Linked DNA regions of Mus musculus: region 1 is linked to region 2. A link is a contact called in ENCODE Hi-C or POLR2A ChIA-PET data. All regions are on one chromosome and are shown on one strand. The core of a region is the stretch at or near the end of the contact, and the rest is flanking DNA. Distances in the headings are between cores, read along the strand shown. Region 1 holds the start of Htd2 (hydroxyacyl-thioester dehydratase type 2). Region 2 overlaps Abhd6 (abhydrolase domain containing 6).

Region 1 (3,121 bases), core at 396-2,895, 41 kb after region 2:
AGCCAGGAGTACACAGAGAAACCCTGTCTCGAAAAACCAAAAACCAAAAACCAAAACCAAAAACAAAACACTCATAAAATCTCAGATAATAATCACTGACAAAAGATTTCTTCAAAGCTTAGGTACCATAACTTCCGATTCATGTCAGATACAATAGTTCTGCTAAAATTCTGCTATAATTACCAAAATACAAACTAGTTTTGAGAAAGAAAATGCCCCTCTCTGGGGTCTGTGTTAGCTTTTCCCCCTTATTCCCCAACAAGCCTTGTTTCCTCTGGGCAGGAAGGAGAGGAAACAGAGGCCACGACTTCAGAGCATGGCCAAGGCAGGAATGAAAGCTTAGGGGACAAAAATATCAGGTTTTTTTTCCCCAATTACAGGAAAGGCCCCAACTTACCTGGGCACAGGCTTGGCTGTGCAAGGCATACTGTTACCATCACTACTGTGTCCCACTCAGGCCAAATCAACGCTCATCTTTTTAGTAAACTCAAGCTGTGTGACCACTGGTGCCAAGGACTGCAATATGGTGATGAGCCATCACCAAGTTCCCATACCCAGAGACTACCTCAGAAGGCAGTTGGGTTAAGATGGTGCTCCTGAACTAGTCTGGACAACACTGGCTGCTTTAGTTAGGGTTTTACTGCTGTGAACAGATACCATGACCAAGGCAACTCTTATAAAGGACATTTAATTGGGGCTGGCTTACAGGTTCAGAGGTTCAGTTCATTATCATCAAGGTGGGAGCATGGCAGCCTCCAGGCTGAGGTGATAGTTCTACATCTTCATCTGAAGGCTTCTAGCAGAAGACTGGCTTCCAGGCAGCTAGGATGAAGGTCTTAAAGCCCACGCCCACAGTGACACACCTACTCCAACAGTGCCACTCCCTGGGCCTAGCATATACAAATATCATACTGGCCAAAGCAGATAATCTGTATTAACACTGGCAACCATCAAAGGCAGACAATTTAGTCTCTCTCTGGCCTTCAGTTCCCTTATGTAAAACAGGGACTATTGCAATAATAGCTGCCTTAAGGTTGCTTGAGGGTTCCATTAGATCACTTACGTGAAATCTTCTGCACAATGCCTGGCCCAAACGTAAATATTAGTTGCTATTATAACTGTTAAATATACACGGTATGTCACATGAATACAAGGACCATATCCTATTCTCCGGAGTTGCCAGCACTCAGAATAGTCGCTAATGCATAACGGATTCTGACTTGGTGATTAGATACAGAAGTGGAATTACTTACATCTGGAAATAGGAGCAGCTGGATTTTTCCACATCAAAACAGAATCTCTAGTGTATGTTAGGAGCCACATTGGGAAACTGACAGACGATCTTGTCTTTAGTGCGTGACACGGATGTTCCTGAGATGGCAAGGCTCAGATTTAGCTTGGTGGTAGAGGACTTGCTTAGTATAGACAAGGTTGTGGTTTTGATCCCTGGCATTGCAAAAAAGAAAAAGAAAGAGAAAGCAAGAAAGGAGAGGGGTTGTTTGATATAACCTGTTGAGCATAAATGTAGAAATAAATGACCATGAAGAGTGTCTGACGACAGTTCCGAGGGTGGACGCTAGAGGGCGCAGAACCTGTTCGTCCTCAGCCCCCGCTGAGGGTTACGCACTAGTTCAGTGACCGACGCGGCGCGGTGACGCCACGTCCTGTTATGCGTCTGTGGGGCGGTGCGAATGTAAATATCACCAGTTTTCCAGGTCCGAACTTGGGCTGCTGCGTGGGAACTCCGACCCATGCCGAATTCTAGCGGCGTGCAAGAGTCAGGAACGCGGTTATTCCAGTGATCCTCTCCGTCCTGGGCCGAGGCGGTTTAGCCTCGCGGGGCAGGTGCGCATGCGCGACGCGGGAGCACGAGGTGGAAGTGTGGCGGACCTCAGGTTCTTCGCTGCTGTAGTGTCAGTCTGAGAGCCACCGCCGGGCTCTGTACAGCGCGGCTTAGGTCCCGGATACAGGCGGTGACCGGGAGGGCTGATCCGGCCGTTTGCTGGGCTCACTGCCCTTGATGTGGGCGCAAAGTCAGTAGCGATTGTTAATGGAGCAAGGTTGGGAACAATCTTACTCTTCGGCAGTAGGGGATCGGCTTTTTAAACAATTGCTTTAGTTATGTCTTGTGTCCCCCAAATGTTCAAGACACCGGTTCGTGAGTTCGTGAGAAGCACTAGGGTATGAAGCAGATCTCTGTTTCGGAGTGCAGACACTGAAGCAGAAGGGGAGAACTTGCAAGAACTAGGCAAGGAGGGTATGGTACCATAATAGATAGGATGGGCAGTGGGACACATTGAGTAAGATCAGAGAGGCTGGAGAGTGTGAGACACGTGGCTACCCAGAGGCGATGCCGAGGCCAAGAGGAGGAGGAAGCCCAGAGTGTTAGGTCTTAAGAAATTGTTTCAACACGCCTTTAATTCCAGCGCCTAGGAGGCAGTGGCAGGTGATCTGTGAGTTTCAGGACTCCGTTACACAGAGGAATAAACGCTAAACAAACAAACAAATTAATTAATCCTTTCCTTAAAAATCCGGCATTTAGACAAAGGTCGGGATTCCTTCAGGGATTTAAGAAGGTGGTTCCTACTTCCTAAAAGGAGTCTTATTTCTGGCAAAAGCCGTATTGCTTCTCCATTAACCTGGATGGTTACCTATTAGTATATCGAAGTCTATGCTAGCCTCTAGGTTCTCTCAGCCCATACTCACAAGTTCCTGTTAGAGTGGTCTTGGCTGACACACCCCTTCCCCTGCCCTAAACCTCTCGTCTCCAGCTCCCGAGATTCGCTTCACTTCCCTCAGCTTCTCTTTCCTATGTAAGTCAGCCATTTCGATTATGCGTTATGTATGCAGTCTCCTGGTGGGTCTCTCTCTCTCTCTCTCTCTTTTTTTTTTTTTTTGGCTTTTCGAGACAGGGTTTCTCTGTGTAGCCCCGGCTGTCCTGGAACTCACTTTGTAGACCAGGCTGGCCTCGAACTCAGAAATCCACCTGCCTCTGCCTCCCAAGTGCTGGGACTAAAGGCGTGCGCCATCACACCCGGCTTCTGGTGCATCTCTTAATCCTGCACACTCTTGGTCCCTCTTCTTTCTCTTGCTCTTTTCATGGCCAGTCTATTCTATTGGC
Region 2 (3,395 bases), core at 222-2,721:
GAGTGTTGTTGTTGCTGTTGTTTGTTTGTTTTTTTAGGATGGCTAGCAAGGGAGCAAAGAGTCCAAAGGTGTAAAAGGACGTACTTTATTGCACGTTAATATCGTAATTAGCAGTGAACTTCACTATGTTTTCTGTTTTACATTAATCTCTCTTCTGTCCGGAGTTATCCTTTCATTTATTTTGCCCAGTGTTGAATTAAGTTTTTAGCATGGCTTATGTTAGTGTGTAAGCTTTTTATGAGGATATCAATCCTGGCTGAGGGTGCAGCTCAGTGGTACAGTGCTTACTTAGCCTGTGTTGAGTGAGCTGAGTTTGTCCCTAGAGAAGTGGAGATGTCAACAAACTGTGATGATAATATTTGTTTCAAGTATTGCCTCTAAGTTTTCCCTTTAATCTTAGCAGATGAGTATTTGGAAAGATACGTTTTAAATATAATGCTAATTAGTATTTATCAAATGTCACCATGTACTGGGTTTTGAACAAAAGTTGTGTGGATTGGGGTTGAAGAGATTGCTCGGTGGTTAAGGCTGCTTCCTGTTCTTCCTGAAGACCGGAGCTCAGTCCCCAGCCCCCGGCTCAGGGAGCCCACAGGGCAGCCACAGCTGCTGCCAGTATACGTATTAAAAGTGCTGCACTCACATACACATACACACATTCAGACACTAAGCCACACACATTCATATGCAAGGCACACACATGATAATAACAATAATAAACACTTTTCATGTGGGTAGTCCATTTACTCTTGGCTATAACCTTTGTGCAATGCAGTATTTACCCCTATATTGTCAATGAAGAACTGTATGTTCCAGGTCACGTAATCAGGTTGGTCTGTGAATGAACATACAAACCCATGGTACACAGCCATTACTTAGAGTACTGAAATATGCCTGCTTCTCCCTATGAAAAGCCTTAGGCTAGCCAATTTTACTACTGTTTTAATGTAGTCATTGCAAAAGGATCAAAAGAAATCCAGTTATTACCCCTGCCCATCTGTCCCCTGCTTCTCACTCATTCTCTGTCTTCAGCCCAGCACTTGACAGTGCCTGTGTACCCACGATTTCTGTCTGTAGATACAAGGAAGCATGAATATGTACTTAAACTTCTCTCCCCCCCCCCCATATCACACAAAATATTAGGACACTTTTGATGACTTGATTTTGCAAGACTTGGCAGCTGCTATAGTGTAGTCAGTCTATTACAGCTGCTATAGTGTAGAGCCAGTCTATGATGTAGAATCAGCCTATTACAGCTGCTACAGTGTAGAGTCAGTCTATTACAAAGGAGATATCTGGATGATTTAATTATCTTTCATTTTTGAAGAGATTTTTCATGCTGAAAGTTCAATTTGTTTCAATGGAAATTTCGTATTGAAATGGACTTGAGTCCAAATTGCAGCCTTGCCAGGCTTATGTAACCCACAGAAGCTGAGCCCTCAACCGCTGCCATGTGCGGAATAAAGCCAGAGGGCTCAGTTTGTGCCAGTCCTGAGCAGTGAGTCAGCTGAAGCCTCGAGAGCTGTCTAATGAAAGGTCATCGTGTGTGCTGTGCTCTGCTGGCTGGCTTGCCTGCTTGTTTGCTTTTATTTTTCATTCAAATGCTAGGCCTTCTAATTTTTCCTTTTCTTTACTACCATTTCTTAGTTGGACACGGTAACCAGTCTCATGATGACATTCCCATGCATGTGTGTAACGTATATTGCTCCTGTTGCTCTCTGCTGTCTGTGCATTGTTACACACACACACACACACACACACACACACACACACACACACACCCTGCTGATCCCCTTTTTTCCAAACACATGTGTGACATACTTCTCTTCTTAGTGCCCCTGGAGGGTAAAGGACAAGAGCTGGAATAAGCATCTGTCTCATCTCCAAGTAGGATCTCTAGAGAGGACCAGTGTCCCTCTGAAAGCCATGTCCCCTGAGCATGCACTTGTGTCTTGCCTTTCTTGACCCTAGGTACTGGCGGAGGACACTGGGCATGCAAGTTCGCTACGCACACCATGAGGACTATCAGTTCTGTTACTCCTTCCGGGGCAGGCCAGGACACAAGCCATCCATCCTTATGCTCCATGGATTCTCCGCACACAAGGACATGTGGCTCAGCGTGGTCAAGGTACACTTCAGACTCTTCTGCCTTAAAGGGAGATGGGTGGGAACACGGTTCAAGTTAAGTCTTAAAATTAACAAAGTATATTATTCAGACCCTTGTATGTGTCACAGAACTAATTTGTTAAAAAACAAAAAACAAACCTGTGTCTCTGGAATCTTCTCACTGTGTGGATATTTTTAGGCAGCGGTAAGGGTGGGAGTGAGCTAACATAGCTCACTCACCTCAGATCCGCTGTGACGCTTGAGGCTGGGTTTTTTCCAAAAGTGTTCTTTTTTTTTTTTTAATTCTACATTTCCTCTCTCCTTTTCCTGTCTATCCCCAAACCCCTCTGCCTACTGTCGTTTGTTCTTTTTTCTTTTCCTTAATCATTTAGAGAAATGATCTAGATCTAGCAGCTTTTCAGAATCCCTTCCCAAGTCACTTTTTGTGCAGTTGACTTGTGTGGCCTCTGTCTGTCCTTTGGAGAGTGACCAGCTGGTGGGGAGGCCGTGGCTGGCACTGGTCTTGAGAGCACAGCATCCTGGATTCCTACTTCAAGGGGGACAGTATCTGAGGGATACGAAGTGCTCCTAGGAAACTGCACATGTCATTGAGTCACCTGTGTTCTCACATGGCATGAGGACAGCCATCTTTCAGCCTTAATGAATCTTCTTTGTCCCTTCTTCAGTAAACATCTCTGATAACTGACATTTCTCAGATTCCTGGCTATAGTTGCTGCATCTTCTAAACAGAGCAGAAAGGAAAGTAATCACCTTAAGAGTTAGTCTCTGATGGAGAAAGAAAAAGTTAGTGGAGACCAGCCTCCTGGTGTTGGGGAAAGCACTGGAGCTGGCCTTCTGGTTCTAAGACAGCAGCCGCATGGCTGGAGGAAGTCAGACACGAGAAAGAGAGGAAGCAGTACTGAGCTATCAGCATTAAGTTTTAAGATGTTGGACCATTGAGATGGCTCGGAGGGAAAAGTGTATCCCCTCCAGTCACCCACTGAGCCTCTTTGCATCTATGCACCAGTCTGGGGCTCCTCTCTTCCCTATGAGGCTGCTGTCTAGACTGATTCATCTAAGTATCATGTAAAACACGTGGAGGCTCAGAAACAATCTTAGTAGCTGTCAGGGTCACTGGGTCCGCGGCGGCTGCCTCCCCAGAGACTCGGGCGGGCAGGCACGGTTTTTGGTAGTTTTTGTAGATCATATACTGACTGTAAGGGTCTGGGCTTTCAGTTCCTTCCGAAGAACCTGCACTTGGTCTGTGTGGACATGCCTGGGCATGAAGGCAC

Evidence for each region. Hi-C counts contacts between places; a loop is a spot of excess contacts on that map. ChIA-PET counts read pairs that join two places held with the same protein, here RNA polymerase II (POLR2A).
Region 1: a loop to region 2 is called in a map of regulatory T cell, with 2.4 times the contacts of the local background. The contact joins the promoter of Htd2 here to the enhancer-like site in region 2. A Hi-C loop is called at or near these places in 1 of 37 maps with a recorded cell type or tissue (regulatory T cell). POLR2A ChIA-PET finds 5 or more read pairs at or near these places in 1 of 5 experiments (embryonic stem cell).

The regions. Positions count from the first base shown.
Region 1 is chr14:8,078,668-8,081,788 of GRCm38, forward strand. It overlaps Htd2 (hydroxyacyl-thioester dehydratase type 2), which reads left to right and starts at 1,646. Exons shown (of 6, transcript NM_001348727.1): 1 at 1,646-1,845. It overlaps Rpp14 (ribonuclease P 14 subunit), which reads left to right and starts at 1,646. Exons shown (of 6, transcript NM_025938.4): 1 at 1,646-1,845.
Region 2 is chr14:8,037,780-8,041,174 of GRCm38, forward strand. Abhd6 (abhydrolase domain containing 6) reads left to right here. Exons shown (of 9, transcript NM_025341.4): 3 at 1,969-2,125; 4 at 3,340-3,395. Among named protein-coding and RNA genes, the nearest start is that of Gm41094, 16 kb to the right of the region's middle. Within about 2 kb of position 1,472, at least 2 of the 3 ENCODE cell types and tissues checked have a DNase peak (open chromatin) inside an H3K27ac peak, as active enhancers do.